Linked DNA regions of Mus musculus: all the other regions are linked to region 4. Evidence: chromatin loops called from intact Hi-C (ENCODE). Cell type or tissue: left cerebral cortex. All regions are shown on one strand. Region 1 has its middle 33 kb from the start of Tut7. Region 2 has its middle 13 kb from the start of Gm35333. Region 3 holds the start of Gm35193 (a long non-coding RNA gene). Region 4 holds the start of Gas1 (growth arrest specific 1). Region 5 has its middle 95 kb from the start of Gm35333. Region 6 has its middle 19 kb from the start of Tut7. Region 7 overlaps A530065N20Rik (RIKEN cDNA A530046M15 gene).

The links. A loop is a pair of places that touch in the nucleus more often than their neighbours do. Peaks named below come from ENCODE experiments on the same cell type or tissue, not always from the same donor. Only the 100,000 strongest peaks of a DNase experiment are listed, where the experiment ranks them.
Region 1: a loop joins it to region 4, with 3 times the contacts of the local background. A loop is called at or near these places in 16 of 42 quality-filtered maps.
Region 2: it touches region 4 in a loop (3-fold over the local background); 7 of 42 quality-filtered maps call a loop at or near these places.
Region 3: it touches region 4 in a loop (2.5-fold over the local background); 4 of 42 quality-filtered maps call a loop at or near these places.
Region 5: it touches region 4 in a loop (2.6-fold over the local background); 6 of 42 quality-filtered maps call a loop at or near these places.
Region 6: it touches region 4 in a loop (4-fold over the local background); 14 of 42 quality-filtered maps call a loop at or near these places.
Region 7: a loop joins it to region 4, with 2.2 times the contacts of the local background. A loop is called at or near these places in 5 of 42 quality-filtered maps.

What each region holds. Positions count from the first base shown.
Region 1 is chr13:59,854,491-59,858,490 of GRCm38, forward strand. No RefSeq gene overlaps it. Among named protein-coding and RNA genes, the nearest start is that of Tut7, 33 kb to the left of the region's middle. In left cerebral cortex, a CTCF peak has its summit at 1,985 (motif pointing right); a DNase peak (open chromatin) is centred at 1,999.
Region 2 is chr13:60,445,566-60,449,565 of GRCm38, forward strand. No RefSeq gene overlaps it. Among named protein-coding and RNA genes, the nearest start is that of Gm35333, 13 kb to the left of the region's middle. In left cerebral cortex, a CTCF peak has its summit at 1,576; a DNase peak (open chromatin) is centred at 1,571.
Region 3 is chr13:60,043,365-60,047,364 of GRCm38, forward strand. The region is part of intron 1 of A530065N20Rik (RIKEN cDNA A530046M15 gene); the gene reads left to right. Gm35193 (a long non-coding RNA gene) reads right to left here and starts at 1,634. Exons shown (of 3, transcript XR_382541.2): 1 at 1,406-1,634. In left cerebral cortex, a CTCF peak has its summit at 1,731 (motif pointing right); DNase peaks (open chromatin) are centred at 1,777 and 2,105.
Region 4 is chr13:60,176,282-60,180,281 of GRCm38, forward strand. It overlaps Gas1 (growth arrest specific 1), which reads right to left and starts at 1,254. Exons shown (of 1, transcript NM_008086.2): 1 at 1-1,254. The coding sequence starts at 660. In left cerebral cortex, CTCF peaks have their summits at 1,135 and 2,376; DNase peaks (open chromatin) are centred at 218, 1,281 and 2,374; H3K4me3 peaks cover 2,118 bases; H3K27ac peaks cover 1,226 bases.
Region 5 is chr13:60,337,617-60,341,616 of GRCm38, forward strand. No RefSeq gene overlaps it. Among named protein-coding and RNA genes, the nearest start is that of Gm35333, 95 kb to the right of the region's middle. In left cerebral cortex, a CTCF peak has its summit at 1,707 (motif pointing right); a DNase peak (open chromatin) is centred at 2,609.
Region 6 is chr13:59,840,538-59,844,537 of GRCm38, forward strand. No RefSeq gene overlaps it. Among named protein-coding and RNA genes, the nearest start is that of Tut7, 19 kb to the left of the region's middle. In left cerebral cortex, CTCF peaks have their summits at 446 and 2,440 (motif pointing right); DNase peaks (open chromatin) are centred at 425 and 2,459.
Region 7 is chr13:60,103,341-60,107,340 of GRCm38, forward strand. The region is part of intron 1 of A530065N20Rik (RIKEN cDNA A530046M15 gene); the gene reads left to right. Among named protein-coding and RNA genes, the nearest start is that of Gm46420, 21 kb to the right of the region's middle. In left cerebral cortex, a CTCF peak has its summit at 1,793; DNase peaks (open chromatin) are centred at 2,168 and 2,709.

The DNA of each region.
Region 1 (4,000 bases), 320 kb before region 4:
CTGGGGCCCTAGGTCTCATACCAGCCGTGATCTTCATTTTTAACGAAGGTCATTCATTTAAAGTCATTAAGCTCCTTTGTGTTTCCAACCTAGAGATGTTATACCTGTTACTGCCTGAGGGAGTTATATATTTAAATATTTCACTCCCACTCGACTTTCCATATATATTTTCCCTTCAACTAAAATAAATAAAAATTTATCTTAAGCAAGAAATGCATGGTTTGACATAATGACATAATACATCCCCAAATGGTGTAAAATAAATTTAATAATTTGCCTCCTTTTTAGTTTTTGAGACAGGGTCTCATGTAGCTCAGGATGACCTCAACTTTGCTATGTAGCCAAGGATGGCCCTGACCTTATGATCCTCCTGCCTCCACCTCTCCAGGGTGGGGATTATAGGCATACACTACAACTTTCAGTCTACTTGATTTTAGGGATCAAATCCAGGGCTTCATGCATGCTTGGCGAGTAGTCTCTTAGATGAGCTGCGCTCCTAACCCCCATTTTTCTTCTTTTAAGCTAGGCATGTGGGCGCATGCACGTAACTCTTTTCATTTGCAAGGAGAGGCTGGAGAATTACAAGCTTAAGGTAACCTAGGCTACATGATAGTTCTCAAAATACGCACAGGGTTCTTTAAAAATAGTGGGCAATAATTGGCAGCGAAACCTCGTGGACTATCCAAATAAGGCTGGTTATTAATCTAGAGATGAGTATCATCTCTACCCATTCTCCCGCCCCCTGTCATCTTGAGTCCAGGTAGTGTTGCTTATACAACATGTGTTTAGAGCTTACCACTCAGGCCTGGGTAACCAACCTATTAGGAGGCTTGTTCCTCCTCCTGCAGCCATTGATCATCTTCAGCTTTTCACCTAGGGGCGGGGCCCTGTGAAATCCCCCCACCTATGCTCATGGTCAGTGTTGAGGTCTTGTTAGGATGACCATACTGTTGTCATTTCGTGGACACAGCATTCCTGCCCTGTCTGGAAGAAAGGACCTCACAGCAGGCTTCCTGGACCTTGGGCTCTTGCAGTCTCTCCCTCTTCTCTTGCTTGCTATTCTTTAAGCTTCCGGTTTAGGGTTGTGCTGTAGATGGACCGAATGGGGTTGGTCACCCAGAGTTCGCTCCGTCTCAGCCTTTAACCAGCTGGGCATCTCTGCTGTAGTCTCCATCTGGTGCAAAAAGAAGCATCTTCGATGAGGAATGAGAGGCAGACTTAAGTGTGAGTGTAAGTACTTAGAACACAGTTTGAAGCTGCATCCATGACTGGCAAGATGGCTCAGTGGGTAAGAGCGCTTGCTGACTGCTTCTTCCTGAGTTCAAATCCCAGCAACCACCTAAATGAGATCTGACACCCTCTTCTGGTGCGTCTAAGTCAGCTACATGTACTTATGTATAATAATAAATAAATCTTTGAACTGGAGCAAGCAGAGATCCTAAAAATTCAATTCCCAACAACCACATGAAGACTCACAACCATCTGTACAGCTACAGTGTATCACATACATTAAATAAATAAATCTGAAGAAGAAGAAGAAGAAGAAGAAGAAGAAGAAGAAGAAGAAGAAGAAGAAGAAGAAGAAGAAGAAGAAGAAGCAGCTGCAGCCATCTAGAAAAACAGCTTACAGCACCAGGCAAGGGTTCCCTCTTGTTGAGTAGGCTTTAAGTCTTATGAGACGGCAGTTGGTATATTAATGCCACAATCACACCGTTTGGGAGTATCTTGCCATGCCGGTCACGGTCATTGCTATCATGACTTGCAAAAACCCAAATCATAGTCCTGAATAGTCTCTTAAATGCTCCAGGATGTACGTTCTCTGCATCAAACAAAACAAAACAAACCAAAACAAGCTTCCCTCAAACTTCCCCCAAATCTAAAAGAAATGAGCAGCAATTCCCACATGAACCATACAGAAGCTGCGCCTTTCCGTCCTTAGGGAAAAGGTGAGTGCAGAGACTGAGGTGCCGCGCCGTCCTCCTCTGCATGGCCGGTAGAGGGAGCAGCTCACCAACCCTTGATTTCTGGCCCTGATGCTAAGTGGATAGAAGACTCACCCCTCAAACGTCCCAGAACACAGACTTCTAGAGACAAAATAGTCTAGGACTATGATTTGGGTTTTTGCAAGTCATGATTTTCCGTTAAGTTATTCACAGAGTTCTAGAATTACCTTATTATAGTTGGACAGTGTTTGAGGGCGCAGCCTAAACATTGTCCTTCCGTTTCGCCTCCCTTAGAAAAAGTCATTTGAGCATTTCATCCCAAGTCCACAAAAATCTGGCCTGGGTGCTTACCCCAACAATTGGGTTAGATTCTCAGGGTCCAAGATCACTTGTGCAAGGTTGGGTTGAACTTTTTTTTCTCTTTCCTAATCCTTGAGCCTTTGATGTGGCGGTGGAGTGGGAACTGGGCCGAGTTCTTCCTCCCTGACTCATCAGCTCCCAGCTTGGGTGTCTCCAGCGTACTCCATGCTGCGTCTCTTGCTGACTTTGTTGGGACAGCACCTATCTTATGCTATCCCAGTTCACTCTCCCACCTTACTCTTCACTGGCAACCCGGCTATGACCAAATCGCCGCCGCTCGCTCTGCCTCATCTCAGGGCCATTTGCTTATTCTCTCTCCAGTCTGTCATGCACTTCCGGTTCCAGTCACAGGCTTATGCAGGGCTGCATTGCTTCTTTCTTGGAAATCCACGCTTTAGTGCGTCCCAGCCCCTCTTTGCAAGCACTTCTAGCAGTCTTGTGGTACCTCTTCTATTTTCCCTGTCTTTTAAAAATATTTATTTTAATTTAATGTGTGTGAATGTTTGGCTGTATGTTTATATGTACACCACATGCATGGAATATCCAAGGAGGCCAGGAGAGGGTGTTGGGTCCCCTGGAGCTGTAGTTACAGGCAGCTGTGAGCCAGTCAGCGTGAGGGTTGGGATCAAAGTCACGCACCACCACACGTGGGCTTCTTTTTCAATTATTATTATTATTTTTTAATCACCCACTAGTCTGGTTAGTGCTGTTTATACATTCATGAATGTAGAACTATACACTGGACCATTGGAAACCTATCGGTAGCCATAAAGGATCTTTTTCCCTCTTCAAGAAACTTCTGTTGCCAAACTCACTAAGAGCTCAGCTTCACTAAGGGGTGGGGTCTCACTAAGGGGTGGGGTCTCACTAAGGGGTGGGATCCATTAAGGGGTGGGGCTTCAGGAAAAGGTAGGACCTTAGCAAAAGGTGGGGCCCAGAGACCATCTGCTCCATCTGTGCTTGAGATTTTTTTTTTCTGGCTTGATCTTGTATAGGTCTTATGCAGGAAGCCACAGTTACTGTGAGCTCATGATTTTGATAGCCCTATTGTGTCCTGAAGACAATATTCCATGACACTCGTCTCATCCTCTGGATCTTACATTCTTTCTGCCTTCGCCTCTGTGACGGTTTGTGAACCTCAGTCGGGGAGGAGTTTGATCCCACTCAGGGCTGAGTTCTCTATCTCTAGATCCAGTACTACGACCAGTTATGTGTCTCTGCGTTGACTGCTGCCCACTGCAAACAGAAGCAAGATTCTGTGACCAAGAATAGAGCAGCTCAGATCTGTGGGTATAAACATAAGTATTTAGTAGGAAATCTGACAGCATGACCATCAGGCAGAATAACAATAGCTGGCTCCACCCTAGGCTCTTTGACTTCCTCAGTTTTTGACTGGTATTATAGTATTAGGCATGACATTGCCTCCCGTGGATGGGCCTCAAATCTAATCAGAAACTGGATAGTTACCCCATAACATCTGCACTATCATGCATGACTATCATGGCAGTGGGCACCTGTTTCTCTGCATGTCCATATTGTAGCATTTAAGGTCCATGCTGGCCCATTTCCGTCTTTTTGTCCCCAGCAGCTTACATAACTGTACCTTACACGGTGGTGGTTTGAATAAGGATGGTCCTGTAGGCTCATATATTTGAATTCTCGGTCCCAGTTGTTGAAACTCTTTGGGAAGGATTAGG
Region 2 (4,000 bases), 270 kb after region 4:
CAGACGACAGAGCCCAGTTAAATTACTGCCGTGTATTTTATTTCCTCCATCCAGTTCCCAGCACCACCATGACAGCTCACAACCTCCTCAGGGTGCTGACACCCTTTTCTGATCCTTGCAGGCACTGCACATACTCATGGTGCACAGACAGACATGCAGACAAAACACTCAGACACTAAAAAGAAGTTCCTCCATCTTAAAGAATCAATCAACAGTAGCTGTTTGTGAATCTTACTAGTTCTAGCATGAACTCACAATGTTTCCCACTGTGACTGCAACTGTACCCATTCTCTTAAATATTTTCGTCTTCCTGTGTTTCAGATCTGCATCCTTGGGAGCAGAAGGACTCACCTTGGTTACTTCTCAAGGGACTCTCGGTTTAGCATCTTTTGTTTTGTGCTTTCTCGAATTGTTGCATTTCACGTTCTTTGACTGACTGTAAGATCTCTGTTCTTTTTATCATCCTCGGGTTGTTTTGTTTCGGGCTCACTCCTGTGGATGTGCATGTGTATGGCCAGCAGCGGTGGTGGTGGGTTTGTGGTTGTTTGGCTCAGTTTTTCATTTTATTAGGGGCATATGAGTGGTGCTAACCTCCTCAAGTTCCTCACAGACAGCAGCTCCCAGGTTACACCCAGGATCTCACCGAGGCCTGGAGGTACCTTCAGCATCTTATTCTGTTTCTGACCACCTCCTTCCATGGGACTCATCTTGAGTCACCCTGCATCCCCCAGTCTCTCCAGGCAACTGAGCGCATATATTAAGCTGTTACTTCTCTCTTTGCTTAGTAGACCCCAGAGGTCATCAGTCCCATGAATCTGAATACATGCCCATCTCTCTTACCCACTGGCCTGCCCTTCCATGATGCCATTGGACAAATACTACCCTAATTCAACCCACATGCACCTGAGCTGCTACGGGTCAGTTGCTTTTTTTTTTTTTTTTTTTTTTTTGAGGGTGGTGGTGGGGGTGGAGGGTCCCTGCACCAGCACTGACTTCAGCAAGGGTCCTCCTGGTATGCTTTGGGCGGGGGGTGGCTGCACCAGCACTGACGTCAGCAGAGTTCCTCCTGGTGTGCTTTGACTTTGGGTTTTCCACCCCACATTTCCCTGATACTCCGACCTTGTGCTAGTCCATACTATCCCAGAAGCTTCCCTATGTTTCTAGAAGCCCTTTAGTGATGGAACCTTCTCTTTTAGGACAGCAATTGTCTTTTTAGCGGCCTTTCCTATCACTTCAAGGAGCAGAAGCCAGATAGAGACATGTTCCAGTGGTCTCTCGCGCCAATTCCCCCATCTAAGGTACATGGTTAAAATCAGTGTACACAGAATGAACCAAATGGTTGTTGTTTTTCCCCCCCTGCCTTTTGTCACAGAGACTCTCCCGTCATTACACGTTCAGTCAAGGATGTACCAGATAATATGGGCTGGCTGGGGGGATTGGCTTCATCTCACTGAGGCCCTTTGGGAGCAGAATTAAAGAAAAGCTAGTCTAGGAAAAAAATCATCATCAAGGAACTCTCAGCTATTCCCCCGTGAGCCAGTGTCCTATTCTAGACAAAAGCGCACCACAGCCCCCAGGAGGAAGAAGGAAGTAAGCCAGCCTTCACGGAGAAACTGCAGGAAAACACCTCACCAGCCTTCACTGAGAACACATCTTTCTGATGATCAGTCCCTGGAAGAACCATTAGTTGGAAAGGGCTTATTCCTTTCCTGGGTTTCACTGCCCCCAAACAGGTCTGCTAAACAGATTTCCTGCATGTGTTATTGCAGGCCTAATGGAATTTTTCAGTGGAAACCCTGGTCCATTTTCAGTCCTTTCCTTATGAAATGTCATGTCTATCCAAGCCTGATGAACAGGGAGGGGCGTGAAAACTCCAGGTGTCTTGACAGCTGAGACTCAGAAAGCAACAAAGCTTGTCTATAATCTAGTGATGGCCAGTGTTTGCAAGGTGGCTTCTGATTGGACCCAATTGATCTGAGAACTGAGTAGGCTAAAGACCTTTCGGATCGGCCCTTTCGATGAATGGTCCAGGACAGGAAAGTTCAAACTCCCTCCATTTTAGCAGCAAGAAATAAAGTCCTTCTATTTTCCAGTGGAATGGGAGATCACCCTTCTGAAAAGCAGCACCCACTGCCCTTTGCTCCACGGAGCTGGGCTGCTGTCAGAGGCTCTCCAGGGCTGCCAACCTCTGAGGGGCTGAGATATGATTGGGAAGGTGGACATGGTCATAGAAACGCTGTGGAAATGCACAGCAGGGTGAGACAGAGGCTCCGAGTGTGACCTCTGTGTCTATTTCCATGAAGGAGAGACACAGGCTAAACAGACCTACTACTCAAAAAATATAATAAAACAGGAAAAAAAAAAACCCAACAACAACAACATATTCCCAAATCTGAAATATGTGAGTGTTATCATGATGTCAAAGAGGTTTCCTGATCAGAGAATGTTTTCAATGTGTGATGTTCAATTCGAAAAAAATCTATGAAATATCTCCAAATATGAAAACTCTAAAATCTGAAATGTTTCAACTGAAGAAGGGCTCTCAGCTAACACACTGCCCTCGGCGTTGACTTGCATGTGTCCCTGTACTGTTTCTTATTAGCTGTGTGTTTCTGAGAAAGACATCTCGTCTCTCTGAGGTTCAGTAAAATAAACCGGGGGGATGACTTAGCAGCTAAGAACATCAACTGCTCGTGCAGAGAATCCAAGCTCAGTTCCCAGTACTCATATCAGGCAGCTCACAACCACCTGTAACTGTGGCTCACAGCCTCTTCTGGCATCCACAGGCATTTGCGCTCATGTGTACATACTCACACATAGACATACATGCATACACATAAAGAATAATAAACGTAAATCTTTTTTAAACAAAATAGAGACTGCATCAGGTTGTAGATAGATATACAGATAAAAACCAAAGTACTTGGTAAGTGAAAATAAATCACACCCTTAGTAAGAAAGCACTCATGAGGGCTGGAGAGATGGCTCAGCGGTTAAAAGCACTGACTGCTCTTTTGAAGGGCCTGAGTTCAAATCCCAGCAACTACATGGTGGCTCACAACCATCTGTAACGAGATCTGACACCCTCTTCTGGAGTGTCTGAAGACAGCTACAGTGTGCTTAGATACAATAATAAATAAATCTTTTTTTTTAAAAAAGGAAGAGAGAGAGAGAGAGAGAGAGAGAGAGAACTCAACTCATGCTGACAGGGTGGCCTTATCCAAAATCACTTTCAAGGATTTATCCATATTTTCTTGCAACAGTAGTCAGGGGTGTGCATGCAACTTTGCACACAGTAGATGCTCAGGGCATACTAATTAACTTAATTCAGTTTCGTTGTCCACTCAATCCCAATTAAGCTTCTGTTGCTAACTTAGGTCAACAACGATCTTAGTAGCTCAAAAGACCAGGCTAATCCAAGACTAATCCAGATGCAGGAGATTAGTGCAAGAGGGGTCGGGCTGGGACAGCCATGCAGGACTGCGGTAGTGAAGAGTGAGGTCTCAGGCTCTTCAGTAAGGGCACACCATTCTGAGTATTGGCCTCAGCTCTTGGAAATTGCCTGGAGCCCTCTCATTTAGACTTCAAATTTCTCCTGGAAGGCCTAAGTGTTCCTAAGATTGTCCCAGGGGCTAGAATTCAACTTCTGCTCACACTAGTGGATGGGGAAGCGCCTGCATCATCCTACCAGCCCTCAGCCGGTTTTCGTGTCTCTTGTTTTATTTATTTATTGTTTGTTTGTTTGTTTGTTTGTTTTACCTCATCTGACCAATTGAGTTTCACGTGCACGAAAACTAGAGTACACACTTCTCATTGATCTCTGACTGTGGAAGGCTAGGCAATCTGTGGAGCCATTTATCTCTGCATGAAGCTGATGTTCTGTCGCAGAGGTGTAGGCTGTGACGTGTGTGAAAGCCAAATTCAAAGACAATCCCACTAAATGTCCTCAGAAACATCCAAAAATTCAGACCAGGCGAGGCCTGCCCCGCCTAGTGGCAGG
Region 3 (4,000 bases), 130 kb before region 4:
TTTCAAATCAGAAACACCACTCAAGAGACAATACCAGGTGGCTCTTCTGCTGATCCGATCACTGGAGTAGTGTCTCTCCAGAAGACGTAAGCTTTATCCTTCTCACATGTTTAACCGTATGTCTCGGTGGAGGTGCTTTGGAAGGTCCGTCCATTCTGGCAACTGTTCAGTCCTTTCTTCCTCAGATCTGCCCCTTTACTTTCCTATTTTGCAAGTCTTGGCTTTCTGCTCCAGGATTCCTTCTTGCCGGCTTTGCCCAGCTTCAGCCTGGTGACGGCCATCTTGCCAGAGTGAATGTCTGTAGGAACAGCTGTTTGGTTTGCCCTTCTGCTGCACCTGCTTACGGGATAGCATATTTCTCCCTGTATTCCTGGGCCACGTTGCTAACCAGCTAACCTTTTACATCTCGAACTTCATCTTCCTTTGATGGGAAGAGAAAGAACATTCTCCATCCATCTTAGCTCTTTGGAGCAAGAGAAAGACAATGCCCCTCCAGACATGGGGAGGGCATGAGGCATGAAGGGTTTGGAACTCATCCTGACAGGGTCACAAAAAGGCAGTTTACACTCTCTTGGGGGCTGGTGAGATGGCTCAGTGGTTAAGAGCACTGACTGCTCTTCCAAAGGTCATGAGTTCAAATCCCAGCAACCAACTGGTGGCCCACAACTACCTGTAATCCTGTAATGAGATCTGACGCCCTCTTCTGGTGTGTCTGAAGACAGCTACAGTGTATCTTAAGATATAATTATAAATAAATCTTTTTAAAAAGTTCTCTCTCTCTCTCGCTCATTTTTTATTATTTCTTTGAGAATTTTGCCCACCTCCTTGTTTATGGGCAGGGTAGGGGAGTTTACACATATGATTCGCAGCACCCGAGACAGCAAAGGGAAGATGCGTACAGGCTCAGGCCAGACAGAATTGCAGCTTAGCTTTTGGACTTCCAATTTTTAAGGTTCATATACTTTATAAAACCAAAGAAATACCTAAGTTTCTTAGACAGAACTACCTCATATATCAGAATTCATGTTCTGGAAAGAAGATCACGCCCCACGTTCTTCTACTCCTGGATTCCTCATTGTTAGTTAGGCTTGTCCCTTGTGACTCTGTCTCTTGGGAAGAATTTTGTCTTGCATTTCCCACTGACCATTGACATGCCCCAGCATAGCACTGCAGTGTTGAGGGAGAAGCTGAGCTGGCGATGGGCACACTGATCACCCAGTAGATCATTCTTAATCCCCGCTAAGCTTTATCCCCAAAGTGAAGTGGCTCTTCTGGCTCCCGTTTATCTCCCACTAGCCATTTGTGATCCCCGTGGCCTGCACCGAATCATCTCACATTGTATAACTCTGACAATTATCTTTATTTTTCCATTCCTACAATACTCAGAGACAGACACGTTTCTGACCTGGCATTCATGTGGCACTTGAAGGCTGCAGGGCCGGAACCCCATACCTAGCAGGAGTCCAGCCCTCTCTTCACCCTGCTCTTTGAAATGGCTTTTTGCACAAAGAACAGCATCTCCCGGAGGTGTCAAGCATCCCGCTCTGTCCATCACTGCTCAGCTTGAGATATGTTCCTTCCATCTGCAAGTCAAAGCAAGACTTTTACAAGTGTCAGCAACACAAGCTCGAGCTGGTTCTTGGCAGCAATCTGGGTTTCTTTTGCCCCTGGCAGGGCATTAGTAACTCAAGCACAGCTTCCCCAAGCCGTGCTCCACCAGAGGGCTGGAGCCTCCCAGGTGCCAGAGAGCACAGGGTCCCAGCCTGCCCGATCCTCTTAAAGACATCTATCTATCTGCTGGTCCCCGGGGCTCAGAGTGTGCAGTCAGGAATGACACATATGTTGTAATTATTTTTAGAGCAGAGACAAGTTTGTTCTCCCTGCAGCCTGAGGGGATGCATGTGTGACAGTCAGGGAAGCAACATCTGTCAGAAAACTGGACCAACAAGAAGCAGAAGAGACCCGCAACAGAGGACCCCCACTAACAAGCCAATGTGCTGAGACTCATCACGGTCTCCTTAAGAAACCTCTGGCAATCGGTGCCACCCACGGGCACCAGGTGTCAGAGACACCTCTCAGACCTCTGGCCACAGCTCTCGAGATAGAACATCTGTCGTCTGCAGGCACTTCTGACAGCAGATTTCAGAAATGACTCTTAAATAACTGTGGGGCACGATCCTCCACCTGGAAACTCGGAGAATGCGTAATAATAGGGGGTGTTAAAAATATGCTAAATTGAGCCATTATCACCAGTTGCCTGGCCTTCTGTGAAACTATGTAGCAATATGTAGCAAGATGCCCGGAAGAGTCCCCTTCTGTTTGCACGTTATCAGTGCAGTCTGACTGAGGTTTTCCCAAGAATAAAAGGGAACAAAATCCAGAAAAAAAGTCACATAGAGTTAGACTCCTTAGTAATTTTTTTCTCTCTTTCCTCTTCGGGGAACGGATCACAAGATTGTAATTTTAAATAATCCCACAATTAATTCTTGAGCTACACCATCAGGTTAGAACAAATGCTTCCTTTCTGGGTTAATTACACAGGAGGACGCCCTATGAGCTTATTTGTAGACAATAAGTGCTCATTAAACAAGGTTTGGATCAGCTTCAGCCTGTCAGAAAAGCCATGAAAAGGGATCACTCCACATCGCTGGACCCTTAACCCCTTCTGTGCCAGAGTTAATTTTTAGTTGGTCTCCTGGAGCTGTGGGTGGACATATACATTGTGCCATCTTTTAGCCTGTTAGCATCCTACTGTCTTTCTCCATGCCACAGGAAACTGAAAGTCAAGTGTGGTTGGGGTGGGGTGGGGTGAGGAAGGACACCCCAACTGTAGAAAAGCAGGCTTTAGAGTTACCCCAGTATCTTAAAGTCTCATCACTTGGAGAGGGGACACCAGAGCTGGAGATTCAGAATGTGAGGCAAAGGACATAGCTCAGTGGGCAGGCTGCCTACCTGGCACGCCCGAATCTGAGCTTTGATCCTTAGCATCATATAACTGAGCATCATGGCATTTGCCTGTCACAGATAGGAGGATCATAAGTCCAAGATTGTTTCCAGCTACATCCTCAGCTCTGTTCCACTCAGATGGGAGACAACTATCTATGGAGCATGGATAAGGCCTATGGATGGAGCTTAGGTTACTAAGGGAGGAGAACAGGAAGTCAATGAAGAAGCAAAGATATTACCACCAACTGGCTGATCATGAGCACCAGAAGGTATGTGTGTGTGTGTGTGTGTACATGTGTGTGTATGTGTGTCTGTGCATGTATATGTGTGTATGCTCCTGCTTGTATGCTTGTGTGTGTGTGTGCACGCGCACATACACACACACACACACACACACACACACACACAGGCCATAAGACCCTGCGTGCCTCAGCAGCCTGGCCTATGTAGCACTGAGGAACTTCCCCTCTAGAGTACACACATGATGAAGACAACTAGAGCAATGCTTTAATTCCCCCCCCCCCCCATGTATTTTCTCAGAAGGTCAGACTTGTTATTATAAAATGACAGCACAGAGGTAGTTGCTAACAGGCCTTAGGACACCTCTGCCCTCAGTACTCGCCCACTCCCCATGCAGCCTTGCAGGGGGATACCAGGATCTTCTGTGCCACTGTGAGTGCCCACTACAGCATGGAGCTGGGCAAAAACAGTTTTTATACACTGTCCTCCTATCCCAGACTCTGGGACTAATGCCACTGTTAAGCGAGACACATAAAAGAAGCCAGACAGATAAATTGTCATTAATGAGTCTTGCAACTGGCTGTGTCGACATGGTACCTGGTCCCATTGCTGCCCTGGTGACAGGCAAAACCCGCTGCCTTTACCATGCCCTCTCCTCTACACACTGGCTACCTGTGGTAACTGTGCCTGAGCACAGCTTCCTCAGGCAGGGGCATGAATGAGAGGCTACTCACTGCAATGTGGCAATGTGGCTCACTCAGAGGACTACCTGGCTACCTTGGTGGAGCAAGGGTGACATCACAGTTGGTTTTGA
Region 4 (4,000 bases):
GAGCGCCAGGTTGCAGCGGCTGTCCCGGTCGCAGCGCCGCCGGGCCTCAGTGCAGCCCATGACCGAGCCCGCTCCCGCGCCCGGGCCCACGCTGCTGGTGCGCGGCAGACAGGGCTCGATGGCGCGCTTGGTGGACCTGCAGTGTTCGTCCTGCGCGCAGTCGCAGTCCTCCAGCGCGGGCCCGCGGCGCGTGTGGTTGAGCTGGATAAGCGCCGAGATGCAGTGGCTCGGGCAGCGCCAGCGCGGCGAGGACGCGGCCGAGGCGGGGAAGGCGCCGGCGGGCCCCGGAGCATCAGCCCCGCCGCGCTGCGCTAGCACCGGCGCACAAGCCTCGGCGTACTGGCTGTAGGCGTAGCTGCAGTCGGGCTCGCCCTGACACTGCAGCAGCGCCTGCCAGCAGATGAGGCGGCGGCCGTGCGCTAGCCCCGAGCCCCGCGGTGCCGAGCACAGCAGCTGCAGCAGCGCCATCAGGCACAGCAAGGCGCCCGGCAAGGTCCCCGTGCGGGCCCCGGCGCCGCCCAGCAGCGCGGCTAGCATCGCGGGCAGCAGCGGCCGCCGGACGCGGTGCGGAGCGGAGACGAGGCTCGGGTGGCGGCCGCGGGGCCGCTGGAAAAGTTTGTCCGAGTTCCGCGCACTTCTGGCATGGGCGTCCTCATCCATCCATGCCGGCGGCCCCGCGGCTGGTAAAGGCGGGTGTTCGCTCCGGCACCGCGGCCGGGGCTCCCTGAGAAGCGCGGCGACGCAGGTCCGGGTCCGGTAGACGGTTGGAGGCGCTCAGTGCCGTTCCGGGGGGACGCGGCGAAGCTGCAGGAGCGCGCGGCGCCGGGGGTGCATGGTGCTAGGCGCCTGCAGACAGTCGTGCGGCCGGCGGCTCCTCGGTTCCCGGCTCAGCGGCGCGTAGCACTTCGCAGCTCTGGCATCCCGCCTTCCCGCGGCCAGGACGCTTGGTCCCCTCCCCCTCTACCCCGGTCTGGGCCGCGCTCCGGGAAGTTCTGGGCGCCAGGCGCAGGGAGGACCCCGAAACTCGGAGCGTTTCTCTGCTCCGAGACCCGGAGCTTGGGGAGCGGATCCGCGGAGCCCGGCTGCGGACTAGCTCGCCGCGAGGCTTTAAATACAAAAGTGGGCCGGGAGCCCCCGTGTGGTGCCGCGGCGCCCCCTCATTATGCATGCATAGAAAAGCAAACAAACAAAAACATTAGCAACGCTCCTCCGGCTCGCCGAGCCCTGGCCCCGCGCGCTCCAGGCTTGCCCGCTTTCTCCTTTCTCCACTCTCCGGCGCCCTTTGCTCGGCCCCCTTCCCCGGCTTTGCGAGCTGCTATTGGTCCAGCCTGTTGTTGTTGAAACTTTTTTTTTTTTTTCCGAGCCGCTGGAGTGGGGCTGCAGAGTGGGGGAGGGCGGTGGGCAGCTCACATTCAGGCATTCAGGGCTTGAAAGGAACGGCTTAGGGAGCCTGACACAGGCCCAGCTCCTCCCACTCTTCAGGAGGCTGGGATACCGAACCCCAGCTCGCGCACAGAGCCAGCGGGCAGGGCTTAGGGCCAGCTGCCTGCATCCGGCTCAGCCACCGGCCTTTTTGTTCCCTTCCTCCGCCCCCTTTTTGTTTGGGTGGGGGGACACTTTTATTAATTCTTACTGATCCCCCATCTTTGCATCCGAGAAAGTTCGAAAGTCACTTTAATTTTCAGGCTCCTCATCTCTGAGTTCTGATCACCTCGGGGGGTATAGCGAAGGCAGGGAGTTTTGAGAATTCATTGTAAGACTTTAAAAACTTAGACACAGATTGCGCGCGCGGGCACACACGGGTTCTCTCTCTCTCTCTCTGTCTCTGTCTCTGTCTGTCTCTCTCTGTCTCTCTCTCTGTCTGTCTCTCTCTCTGTCTCTCTCTGTCTGTCTCTCTCTCTGTCTCTCTCTCTCTCTCTCTCTCTCTCTCTCTCTCTCTCTCTCTCTCTCTCTCTCTCTCACACACACACACACACACCGAGCCACCATCACAACCACGACCTCTACCACCACCACAAGAAGGACACTTTCCACCAGCTTTCAGTCCCCCTTTCCGGCAGGTAAGGCCCTCGCACTGGACATCGTTTTCAAACTAAGAAATCCAAAGAACTGAAACTATTTCTTTACTCACGATTTTTTTTTTTAAATACGAACGGCAATGACAAATCTTAGCATTAAAAACCCTGGGAATGCTGAGCGCTACCACCTGGCTGCAGTTACAGCACAGAGGACGAGGGTAAATTGACCCGCTACGTGCTTTAAACTGCACGTTTCAGTTCCTCGCTGTGTTTAAAGCAAAAGCCACCAGCAGAGCGGGCTTTGCAGTCAGAGCAGGACTCTCTCAAGCGACCTTAACTGTGGCGCAATGCAGCTTTTGGCCACTAGAGGCACCGCGAGTCTGTGGCCTGTCAAAAACTGGCTCCTTCCTCTCCCCTTTCCATGGTGAGACTATCAACTCAGTCTGTCACAAAATTTAAGGCTAAATCGCTGCTGAAGCAAAGGAAGCCCCAGCTGCAGTGCGTTCAGAAAGTGGACTGTCCACCTCTCCAAAGAGTTAAAGAGTTTGAAAGGGCGAGAGTGAGGGCCTGACGGATTAACCTGGCTTTTGGGAAAAGCTGGCTGCCTAGGCTGAGGAAGCTGTCTCTGAAACCTCACAGGATGAGAGAGGCAGACTGAGCTGTGTGAAGCCACCGTGCTCCTACCCTAACCCTAATTCATGGTTAGGACCATGAATTTAGTAATAGAAAACAAACGCAAATCTATCCTTAAAAACTAGCCAGATGTGGTACAGCAAGCCTGTTTATCCCAGGCAGAAGCGGGAGGATCGCTGCAAGTTTAAGGACAGCTAGTTAGATCCTGAGAGCTCCAGGCCACTTGCTTTGAGGTCAGATTGCTCACTTGCTAAGGTCCTTTTTTATCCTTAACAATCTGTGATCCTGAGCTCCTAAGAAGAAAGCCAGCCCTGGGATGCATCTTCTGGCTTCTTTAGAGAGCTCTCAAGACACCCTGCAGGAGAATCATCTGGAGACCTTGTGTTCATATCTGGATTCCTAACTCTTTGAATCTCTGACAGCTAAAACCCTGGAGGGCCTGAAAGTCTGCATTTCCAACAAGATTTAAGGCGGTGTGTGTGTGTGTGTGTGTGTGTGTGTGTGTGCGTGCGTGTGTGTGCGTGTGTGTGTGTGCGCGCGCGCGCGTGTGTGTGTGTGCGTGTGCGTGTGTGTGCATGTGCGTGCGTGCGCGTGTGCGTGTGCGCGCGTGCGTGTGTGCGTGCGTGCGTGTGTGTGTGTGTGTGTGTGTGTGTGTGTGTGTGTGTGTGTGTGTATGCGCGCGTGCGTGCAGTGTTACTGATGCTTCAGAGCTGCTTACTGGGGGAATGTTCTGACTGTGTTTGTTCTAAAGGTTACAAATAGTTCACCTTTGCTGGTCACATGAATCCATCTTAGCCTTGATTCAGGTCTCAGTGGGAGCTAAGGGAGGTCACGAGTGCTCATCCTGAAGACATCTTTACAGACTCATGGCCTTGACGTGGAAGGCCAGAGGAACAGGCAGCCACAGCAGGCTGTGTGCATTCCCCTCTTTCAAATATAGGCTTTCCTGGGTCCTGGGCTTTCACTCTTTAAGGACACCATGTCTATGGATTCTCCGTTCCCTCCTTCCTTCCCTGTCCCTTCTCTCCCTCCTCCCCTCTCCCGTTTCTCCCTCCCTCCTTCCCTTCCTCCTTCTTCCCCCTCCCTTCCTCCCTCCCTCCTCCCCTCCCTCCCTCTTTCCATCCTTCCCCCCCCCCACCTCTCCTCTTATTGACTTCTCACTCCTGAAGTCCCACCTGGCATTTTACTCCCCAGTAGTTTCAGAGTATCAGTCCATGATTAGCATGGTGGGGAAGAGTGGTAGCAGGCAGGCATGGTGCTGGAGTGGTGGCTGAGAGCTCACATATGATCCTCAGTTGTAGACACAGGCTAGAGGAATTACAAGGAGGAATCGGAACTGGGTGAGGAAT
Region 5 (4,000 bases), 160 kb after region 4:
AGCCTGGAAAGGAGCTGGCAGTGTCCCATCCCCCCACAAAAGGAAATGTCCTCTGCTGAAGCTCAGATGTTGCCAGGGGAAAATATGAGTGTGTGTGTGTGTGTGTGTGTGTGTGTGTGCGTGTGCATGTGCAAGCATGTGTGCCTGTGCAAGTATGTGTCTGTGCATGTGCAAGTATGTGCATGTGCAAGTATGTGTGTGCATGTGCAAGTAGGTGTGTATGTGTGTGCATGTGCAAGTGCAAGTGTGTGCATGTGCAAGTGTGTATGTGTATGCATGTGCAAGTATGTGTGTATGTGTGTGCATGTACAAGTGTGTGTTCATGTGTCAGAGAAAGAGAAAGACAGACACACAGACTGAGACAGAGAGAGAGAGAGAGAGAGAGAGAGAGAGAGAGAGAGAGAAACAGACAGACATGAAGATACAGAAGAAGAGAGAGAGAGAGAGACAGTGTTGGTGGAGGACAGGATGGGAGAAACACCCAAGGCCAGTTAGCAAGCTACAGTTAGCTTGCAACATCGTCCTCTGGGGCCCTTCAGCAGGGCCAGGAGACACAAACCGTTCTGGCTTGGAATGTAGGACACGGATGGCCTCCAACATGCCAACCAAGTGTCAGCTCCAGTTCCACTCAATAAACCCAGGAGCACACGTGGGCAGTTTAATAACTGGGGGATACAGGTGTGGGGACTGAAAACAAGGCTTGAGTCGGGAGGCCCAGCCTCCTGCCTGGCCTGTGGCAGTGGAAAAAGTAGCTTATGTGCCAACCCCCAGTCAGCCGCCATGGACCCTGATTTTACAACAGTTGTGAGGTATTTCACCATGGCGCCTGGTGGAATTTCTCCATTAGTGCTAGACCAAGCAGATGGGAACATGAGCCTCCCGGGCTTCCCAGGCCCCAGGTCTCCGGGCCCAGAGTCAGATCCTGAAGTCTGCAGTCTTCAGACTGAACTAGGACAGAGCCTCACTTGCTCTGATGAGGGATTTAAATCTGGACCTTTATCCCACCCCATGCCGGGTTGGCCTGAGCACTTGCTGCTAGTCTGTAAATTTAAGGGACATCAACAGCCCCAAGTTGCCTTTTCCCTTGGAGAGTCATGATGGTTAGAAAATATAGGTCAGTCCCTGTAAGCATTTGGATACAGAAAAAAGAAACATCAAGTTGTCACCAGGACTGGGTGGCTCAGGTTGCTGTTCCAAAGGGGCTGGAAGCAAGGGAGATTCCATTTCTGCTGATGGAGGCTCTTAGAGATGCTTTAGGGCCAGCCTCCATTTCTGCTCTTCACTCAACAGCTTCCCCCGACCATCAGCGACTCCAGTGTCCAACCACAGCCGCCATAACATACTTGTGAAGCTCTGAGGAGCAGATTGGGCAGCCAGTGCATCTGAGTCTTTGCCTTGGGATCTTTATGAAACTCAAGGTTCTGTTCAGGGAGGTTTTGAGAGAGCAAAGGGGGATTCTAGGGTATAAATGCTGTGTGCCTCCACCATGTTTTGAATAAGAAATATCTCCCAGAGGTTTCTGTATTTAAATGCTTGATCCTTAGACACCTGTGGTGTCTGGAAAGGTTGTGGAAACTTTAGAAAGTGCAGCCTTGCTAGAGAAAGTGAACATGTCTTGGGGATTATTTTGTATATTTATCTCATAATTTTATTTTATGCACACGTGAGTGTCTGCACAGCGTTTATGTGCACTGTATGCATTCAGTGTGCATAGTGACCAGAAGAGGGCGCCATGTCCCTTGCAACTTGAGTTACAGGGAGTTGTGAGTGACTCTGGAGGTGCTAGAAACCAAAGGCAGCTCCTCGGTGAGACTTTTTGAGAGAAGCCAGTGCTCTTCACTGTACATCCATCTCTCTGCCATCCCCTTGGGGTTTTAGAGTCCAGCTCACTTCCTGTTCTCTCTGCTTCCTGACTGCAGTGTGCTGTGTCTGTCTGTCCTCCTGCCCTGGCAGCAGTGAGAGAAGTGTCCTCTCCAACTGGAACCACAGCAAACCTTTTCTCCCTGAAGCAGATCCATGTTGGGTGTTTTTGTCACAGGAATGAGAAAAGTGACCAATGAGGCCCGCTCCAGCCACATGCGTTAGGTTCAAGCCTAATGCTCAAGGCAATGGTGTTAGGACATTGGGTCTTAGGAATATGATGAGATGGTGAGAGTGGGGCTCTTAGGGACAGAGTTAGTGCCCTATGAAAGAACCCCAGAGAGCTGCCTTTTCCCTCTATGAGGACACAACAAGAAGGTACTATCTGTGAAGCAGGAAGAGGGCTGAATCTTCTGGTCCCATGGTCTTGGACTTCTTAGCCATGAAATCCATGCTGGTGCCATTTGTGAGCTGCCAGCTGACTGAGTTTCTGCCTTAACCCCACTTAGCCCTCCTCTCCTTCCTCACTAGCATGGGATTTTGCTACCTGTGCCCTGGACCACTTGCTGCCTGATCCTACTTGCCTTTTAGGGTTGGGGGTGGAGGTGGTGTGGAATCCACAGCACAGACTCTGAGAGCAGGTGAGAGATGCTGCAGCAAGCCTATCTGAATTCTGCTATAAGCTCCTTTCATACCTTCCACCCACACCCCATTGGTCCCAAGAAAGCATCTCTTCTAAACAGTGATTCATGATTGGCTGGCATTGTCTGCGCCAGCAATTCTTGGTATCTCAGGCAGTCTTTAATTAGGTCCTCCTGCAGGAGATGCCTTGGCAGTTATGCAGACCCAGCGTTTATGTATTTATGCAGAGGCAGCTATGCTGTTCCTCCTACAGGATTTGGTAGCTCTACCTCACATGCCAATTCCTAGTGTCCTTTGGCTTTGGGAAGAAAAACCTGACAGGAAGGTCTGTGAGTGGTTGGACATAAAGACAAGAGAACAAGAAGAAGGTGAAGGATATAGATGGGTCAAAACCTACCTGGAGCTTGTTAGTAGCACTTTGAGGGCTGGGGAGAGTTCAGGTGCTATGCTTCTCTCCTCTCTTTTTGACTACAACCACCCCCTGGAGATCCCTTAGCAGAAGGAGGGGGCACCCACTGTGTTATTGCTTAGACTATGTGACAAACAGGAAACAGAAACTTCTGGGGAATGGCTGGTACAGGTATAGAAGCCACCCATTTCTCGTATCTCTTTTCCCAAAGTAACTTTGAAATTGACTGTCTTGTTTTAATTATTTCTCTAAACAAAAAAAGAAAAAAGAAAAAAGAGGGGAGTGGAGAGATGGCTCAGCAGTTAAGAGCATATACTGATCACACAGAGGACCTGAGTTCCATTGCAAGCATCCATGCTGGGTGCGTCATAGCCACCTGTAACTCTAGCTCCAGGGGATCTGACACCATCTTCTGGCCTCTATAGACACCAAGCACGCACATAATACATAGGCACTCATACATAATAAATACAAAAAGAAGAAAGTGAAAAACTCTGCTGTGTCCTCATACATGCAGGCTATGTCCCAGAGACAAAGACGCATCTTCTTCTCTTCCCTAAAGAGCCACCAGCAAACCAGTGAGGCCAACAGGAATTTTTGAGTGGCAAGCAGTAGATTTCAAAGCACAGGAGTCACTGGATGCAGTGGCTTATGCCTTTAATCCCAGTTTGCAGAGGCAGAGGCAGAGGCAGAGGCAGAGGCAGAGGCAGAGGCAGAGGCAGAGGCAGAGGCAGAGGCAGAGGCAGAGGCAGAGGCAGAGGCAGAGGCAGAGGCAGAGGCAGAGGCAGAGGCAGAGGCAGAGGCAGAGGCAGAGGCAGAGGCAGAGGCAGAGGCAGAGGCAGAGGCAGAGGCAGAGGCAGAGGCAGAGGCAGAGGCAGAGGCAGAGGCAGAGGCAGAGGCAGAGGCAGAGGCAGAGGCAGAGGCAGGTGGACTTCTGTTAGTTCAGGGCTAGCCTGGCTACATAGCAAGTACAAACCAGCCAGGGCTACATCGGGAGACCCTGTCTCAAACGCACAAACAAATGAACAGAACAGAGAACCTTGTCCAGTCTCAGCTTCCCGACACCCAGTTCTCTTCTGACAGCAGAAA
Region 6 (4,000 bases), 340 kb before region 4:
TGTGCATAGGCGTCTGGGTGGAGGTGTGGGCAAGTGAGTGTAGTTGCCGTTGGAGGACAGAAGAGGGCGCCAGATCCCCGGTCACTACAGTTGCAGGCAGTTGTGGCCAGCTGATGTAAATGCTGGGAATTGAGGTTGGATCCTGTGTTCTTAACTGGCGAGGCGTCTGTGTACGTGTTTAATTAGGTTACAACACTTAACTAACACTGGACAACGATGCCCAACTCATGATGGCAACTTGTGGTTGGCACAATTAAACTCATTGCTGTTTTTAAAGCAACTCCTGGGTTTATTTTATTTTTCTCTTCTGTTTGTGGTGCTGGGGATTGGGCTAAGAGCATGGTACTTGCTAGGTGTAAGTTCTGTGGTTGAACTGCATGCATGCATTCTTGCCCCCTCTGCTGTTAAGCTGTATGCATTGCATCCCTGCTTCCTCTGCTGTTGAGCAGCATGCATGCACTCCTGCCCCCTCTGCTGTTGAATCGAATGCATTGCATTCTGGCCCCCTTTTCCGGTGACATTTAACTGATTCATTTAAGATCACAGAAGTCTCAGAGGCCAATTAATGTGCAAATTTGTAGCTCCAAGGAATTCAGATCTTTAGAGGATTTTGAAATTCAGGAGGAATGTTGTTAAGACCCATAACATAAAACAAAAATGACAAAAGAAACATGCTGAGCTGTCCGCCACGATGAGCACCTGGAGGAAACACATACTGACTGTGCCACTATTCAATGTATAACTGGCATTAAGGTGACAGGGACTGTAGACTGTCTCCGTATTCTTGTGCTATCTGTGAAAGAAAACTAAACAGGAAGGTAGGACTGTGTTGTGGTTTCTGCTGGGGTTTTGAAGGAGAGACAGGTTGTCCTTTTCAGGTAGAAGGTCTCTGATAACTGACCACAGAGGGCTGGTGCTGAGGAAGAGTGTCAACCCCAAGAGACAAAGCAAGGTGTCCTCTCTTTAAGGTCCCTTCTGGGGAGGAAGGGAGAATGGAAGTCTTGCATCCCGAGGAAATGGAAACTTAGTTAGTGTGTGACCTGTGTGCTCTGAGGTATAAATCATACCATGTGTCAGGGGTCACACAGATAGGGAAGTAAGGCTGGATAATTAATATGTGACTGGAGTCAGACTACCTTGAACCCCAGCGTGGATGGGGGTGGGATGTTCTTACCTTCCTAGGGCGTGGTTCCCTGGATGGCCCACGCTTTCTCAGACTTACCTTAGTTAGGGTGGTCAGGGTGTTATTGAGCTCGGAGGGGGATGTGAGCGCCCGTCTCGCCAGCAAGAACGACGCCACAATAGGATCCTTCTGCACACGTTTATTGGGAGAGCATTGATTGCATAAGCGAAAGACCCTGAGCCCAGAAATGGTGCTGCTTATATAGGCCTAGGAGTGACGTGTCCATACCTGATTGGTTATGCTACCAGTACCTCATTAATATGTGTCGGGCCAGGCAGTGACTCGGCAAAAACCTCTTATGCACATGCGCACATTGGTTGTTTACCCATAATCATGGGCAGTGGCCAGTGGTAGCCAGCGCCACTCTGCAACGGCACATGTGGCTTCCCCCAGGGGGAGGGGTAACAACCTGTGCCCCAAACCACATTTAGCCACCCAGTTCCAGTAAGTCAGTTAAAAAGAGTCACATTGTTAGAGTTAATAACCAAAAGCAGAATAAGGGTTGTCATTAAGTGTGGCCATATTGGAAAGAGGGACAAAGGTCCAGCAGATTCCTCAAGCCCGTCCTCAGGGTGCAGAAGTGAGATCAAAGTTTAAATAAAGGGCAGAGGATGTGTGCACTTAAGCAGTGTCAATCAAAGTGAGGTCCCGCCCACCACTGACTCGGAGCCCGGGCTTCAGTCTCCTGAGGTAGTTTGACAAGATGTTAGAACTGTGTGAATTCTCTTCTGGGAGTCAAGTGAGGTGTGTCTCTTTCCCTGCGTGGGGCTCCAGAGAAATTCCCACTGCTTTGGGCTCCATTGTTTCAGTAGTCTGACAGACCGAGAGACAAGTGTTCTTTGGAATGTCTTCATTTCCTCCGGTTACAGTGACATCGGCTATATCCAAGGAAGTCCACTGTGGGCCCAGGGTGTGTCTGGGGAAGGTTTGAGGCAGAGGACATGTGCCTGATGTGTCAGATGAGCTAGCAGCCCATGCGACCTGACACAGTGAGCCAGGTGGGGATGGGGTGGAAAGCTACCACGACCAGATCCCAGTTTGTTACTATGTGAGAGCATGTGAGAACAGGAAACAAACTATCCATGCCCAGGACCTGCCCTCAAACTTCTTTGTTCAGAGAACTAATTAATAATTCCTCAAAAAGTTAAATATGGAACAATCATATGGCCTAATAACTCCGTTTTTGATCTAAATCCCCAAAATGCAGGAGGCAGAATCCCCAAAGGAGCATTTGCATGTGTTCATAGTAGCAGTACTTATAGCAACCACGAGGTGGCAGCAAATCATGCCAATTGGCAAACCATGTTACTTAGTATCCAGGGTTGGGTTCCTGCGGTTTAAGAAGGAACAGGACCGTGGTCAATTTGACTATATCAGGAATGAACTACAATACGGAAATGGAGGGCACACCTGTGATCCGGATCTTGAAGCAGAAAGACAACATGCCTTTAATCTGCATCTTGAGGCTGAGGACAGGGGTTTTTCATCCAGCGCTTGAGGTGGGATGACACAGCCTTTACTTCAGATCTTGAGGCACACAATCCAGGCCATACCTTCTGCTGGAGACCTACATAAGGACAATGGAAGAAGGAAGGAAGGTACGGATCTGGAATAGGCATCTAAAGGTTTCTAAGTGTGCTCTTGAAGAGAATCTCCTTGCCAGTAGCCCTAGAGCTCAAGTTGTGGAAGATCAAACAGAAGCCCTCAAAAAGATGGCTGAATTACTACAAAAATCAAGTCTGAGCCTCAGAGGGTGTCAGCAGCAGTTAAAGTAAGGTCATTAATTGGCAAAGACTGGGATCCTATAACTTGGAATGGGAATGTGTGGAAGGACCCTATTGAAGCTGAGAACTTTGAACTCTCAGATCCTCAAGGGTCTACCTCACCTGAGGATGCAATACTTTCAGTCCCACCCCTTGAAATATTGCCCTTTTCACCTGAGGAAATTAATCCTTTATTATTAGATAAACCAGCAGTGACTTTCTCTGAAGAGAATGCCAGGCAAGACAATATTGATGTTCCTCAAGGCTCACCAATCATTGCCTCTAGACCTATAGACTAGACTATAGACTATAGACTCAAGGTAAGGCAGGCCCCTAGAGGGGAGGTAGAAAGTGTAGTCCATGAGGAAATGTGTTACACTCCTAAAGAGCTTAATGAGTTTGCTAATCCATTTAAGCAGAAGTCTGGGGAATATGTGTGGGAATAGATTTTAAGGGTGTGGGATAGTGGTGGAAGGAACATAAAACTAGATCAGGCTGAGTTTATTGACATGGGCCCTAGGTTTAGTATGGAAGCTTGCACAGTTAAGAAAGGTCTCAAAAGTTTGAGTGGTTGGCTGAAACGTTTATCAAAAGAGAGGTTACCGAAAAGGAGATGGAGATGCCTGGCATCCCTTGGCCTAGTGTTGAGGAAGGGGTTTTAAGGCTCATGGAAGTTGCAGTGCTAGAGTGGATACGTTGTATAAAACCTAATCTTCCACATTGGAAGGCCCAGAAGATGATATGCCCTTCACAAATCCTGTAAGACGCTAACTGGTGAGAGGGGCACCAGCACATTTGAAGAGTTTTGTTCTTGCCCCTTATTTTATGCCAGACCTTAGCATTGGAGCCGCTGCTGCTCAGTTGGATGAATTAAATGCAGCAGGTTTAATTGGGCCCCGAGGTAGCAAGGGCCAGGTGGCAGCATTGAATTGCCAGAGACAAGGTGATCGTAGTTATTATAATGGGCAGCGTAGACAAAGTGGATTTTATAATGGCATGCCTTGTACAGACCTTTGGTACAGATGGCTAATTACTCATGGTGTTTCCAGGCATG
Region 7 (4,000 bases), 73 kb before region 4:
CGTGTGTCTGAGTGTTTTACTCAACCCTCTTGAATATCAATAATTTGCCAGTCTCTTGTGGAGGACTTTGAGCCAGCCTGCTCTGACAGAAGCAGACTTTGTGTGTAGAAGAGGAACCCAGTAGGTAATACTATGTTGTGTATCTGTATCCCGTCTCTTATTCTATTTCTTCCCCAAGCCCACAGGAGCCCTCACCACCAGTCCTATTTATTCTATGTAAACAGTTGTGTTATGGTTTATATATGCTCAGCCCAGGGAGTGGTACTATTAGAAGGTGTGGCCCTTTTGGAGTAGGTGCGGCCGTCACTGTGGGTCTGGGCTTTAAGACCCTTACCCTAGCTGCCTAGAAGTCAATATTCTGCTAGCAGCCTTCAGATGAAGATGCAAAACTCTTAGCTCCTCCTGCACCATGCCTGCCTGGATGCTGCCATGTTCCCACCTTGATGATACTGGAATGAACCTCTGAACCTGTAAGCCAGCTCCAATTAAATGTTGTCCTTATAAGAGTTGTCTTGGTCATGGTGTCTGCTCACAGCAATCAAACCCTTACCAAGACAAGTGGTTGAACATCCAGTGTTGCCTTTCATGGCGTCCTCTGTCAGGTCCCTTGGTTCTTTTGCTGTATGGGCTTCAGCTGCCTAGTTGTTCTAGACTGACAGTCTTGCTGGTTCTTCAGCCACAACCCTGTGCACATGTGCAGTAGTTTACCTGTTCTCACTGCTTTGAGTCTCCTCTGAGACTTCTGCTGGTGTAACATGACATACTGCTACTTGAACCAACATGTATTTTCATGAGCAGAGGGGGTATACTATAAAGCAACCGTAAAACACACAGGGCAGTAACAGTTGCTTGCTATCATCATTTGGGTTCTGGGCGGTGCTCAATGGTAGATCCTTTCCTTTTCTTCAACTGCAAGTCTGGTAGGCTTTCTTATGCCTGTGTCACTGAGGACCTGCGAGAATGCATTGTGCTCGAATCAAATAGGGTAGATGCCACTAGATAATGAGAACTTTATGCTTCATAATATTCCTAATGATGTGATTGCTGCTTAAAGATATCTAGGTGCAGTGCATGACTGCAGCCTCACCTAGTTGTGTCCCTTTACGAATGTGACAATTGGGGCTGGACAGATAGCCTGGTATAGGCCACCATACCCAGAGTTTGCTCTGTGTTAGGCAAGAACTCTACAACTGAGCCACATCTTTGGCCCTCAATGACTTCTTACCGAAAGACAGAGACTAACAGTTTTTTTGTTTTTTTTTTTTGTTTTTGTTTTTGTTTTTTTATGTTAGGCTTCCCAAAGCAGAAGCTAAAGCAAGGATTCCATGCAGGTGCTTATTTGGGCAGTGATTCCAGGAAAGGGGTAGGGATGAAGAGGGCAGGGAGGAGTCTCCATGAGCTCTATGCTAACCCTTCCGCTACTGAGGGCAACTGAGACTCAGTTGCCCTTGTACTGGGCATAGGTATCTGTTCAGAGTTGCCCATCTGTGCTATTTAAGCCTGTGTCACTGGAGGTTGGCTGCCATGAGTCCACACACTCCCTGTTGCATGGTCAGAGCATGCCCATGGTCTGTGTAGACTTCTTACAGGGTTCTAGAGGGATATAGAAAGAAGCCATTGGGTTAAATTAAAAATGTATCTGATATGGACATTTTAGAAAACAAAGATTCTGGGCAAAATAATGAAAAATCCAGAAACATCCTACCAAGAAAAACAATAACAGATGTTTAATGGCTTTTATTATATTGGGCACCCTTTGAACTGTCATATGCCCTTTATTCATCAAAGCAAAGTCCCTAGTGGTTAGAAGGGGAAGGTTTTCCTTGGGCATCACAGTCCTAGTGGCTTGTGTGTTCTGGTGACCACAGGACCTGACAGAAACAGCTGGAGAAAAGTCGTGGCTTTCAGGGGTCCAGCTCCTGTGAGAAGGCGTGGCAGCCAAGCTCCGTTCACTGCCAAGGGGCTTGTGGGATTGAGCTTCCTCACAGCCTGGAGGAGAAAGCAACCGAAGGAATGGCAGCGATGGGGGCTGGACTTTCTGAGGCCAATCCCTGGTGGCCTACTTCTGCCCTGTAAGCCCCACTTCTTGAAGGTTCCACAGCCTCCCACAAGCACAGCACCGGACGAGGGCCAAACATTCAAAGCATGAGCCTGTGAGGCACATTTCAGATTCAAGACAAGCACTGGCAGAGACCCGGGCAGGGACTGCCAGTGAAACTCTGGCACCGGGCTTCTCTACACTCGGAATTTTCTCTCTTTTTGTATTTAACCAAAAAAAAAAAAAATCTCATTAGAGTCTTCCCAGTCGTGTGGGGGGTGCTATGAATCACCATGCATATACAGAAAGAGAAACATGAGCAAAATGAGATAAATTATCCTAAACTTTTTCAAATTTAGATTTTCAATTAGTTTTTGACTTAAGTCATTAGCATTTCCTCCGTAACGCCAGCTATGTTAACAAGAACATTTGTAATACAGTACTTTCAAGAGACGTTTAAAAGAAAAAAAAACCAAAGAAACTAGAACTCACTGGTGTGGGCCCTGAAGCTGACTGCAGATTGCACGGCGTGGTTTGTAACGTTGGCTGCTATTAGATGCCGTTCTGAGAACCTTACAAAGCCATTCACTTCTGCCCAGCCTCCGGCTCCTCTGCACAAACACCTCTTCCTTAAGGTGGAAGAGAAGTCTGTTATCACCTCCCAGATTTTCTGTCAAGAGCTGAATAATCATCTTCAAGTTTTGCCGCTGAAATTTCAGACTTGTTAGCCTAGGCAGAGGAGTAACAGAGCTGAGTCCCACCCAACAGGCACGAGATTCTGTTGGTGAACAGGAGACTCCATCTGTGTGGTATCAAGGTATAACTAGACTTCACATGTATAGATTTGTGTCTTAGAATGGTGTGCCTCTGAGTGGCTCAGTGGGATGTGCTACAAGCTCTTTGATTTCCTGCCACAGGTGGGAAAGCTGCAGCCTTCAGATCCGGAATGCTCTCTGTTAAGTTGTGTGACACTCAACGGCTGCCTGAGAATCACCCACGTGTCTGTGTGCACAGAGATGTCTCTTTACAGCATCCCCATCAACGTAAGATAGATTATACTCTGTGAAAAGAACTGGAATCCGAGAAATACTGTCCTGAGGAAAGTAGGTTTGGGGTACAGACGTGATGAACGAACATTAGCCAGCTTTATGTCCAGGGTCTCAACTGTTAATATGTCTGATAATAATTTTTGCTTTAATTGCAAATAAAATGCCTATGAGAGAGGTTTCTTTCTTTCTTTCTTTCTTTCTTTCTTTCTTTCTTTCTTTCTTTCTTTCTTTCTTTCTTTCTTCCTGTGTTAACTCATCTGATTTCACTCAGGGTTGTGGAGGCTGATACCCCTTTGGACTATTATTCTATGTATTAGAAATGTAAAATGGAGGCTGTGCCTAGTCCTTTAGAAACTTGATGTGTATGTAGGGTTGTGTGTGTGTATGTGTGTGTGTGTGTGTGTGTGTGTGTGTGTGTGTGTGTGTGTATAGGGGAGTGATGCCTAGAGGAGGGATTCCCCTTCTCAAAAGAGAAGGGGAGGATCTGTGTAAGGGGATACTGGGAAGATGGGAAGGGGCTGATATTGGGATGTAAAGTGAATAAATAAATAAATTTAATAAAAATTAAAATAAAAATATATAAAATGATTTGGACATTATGATTTTAAAGACATTCTGTGATGTACTCAAATGAGGACAATATATTCTTGTCATCGTGCTTAATTAAGACAGAGAAATAAATAGACTACGAGGGAAAGATATTGGCCATCTTTACTTTTAAAATTATGCAGTTCCTTCACAGGTAACTTTCAAAAACTCGTCGTGTACTCTTGTGTGCAAGTCACAGAGCTCAGTAGAGATGACTCCTAGTCTCTGCTATTATTACTGGTACATATAAGTTCTCCAACAAGTACCAGTGGCATCCCTTATGGTAATTACCACGTGTAACCTGAGCGGGCTGCCATTTGGACCT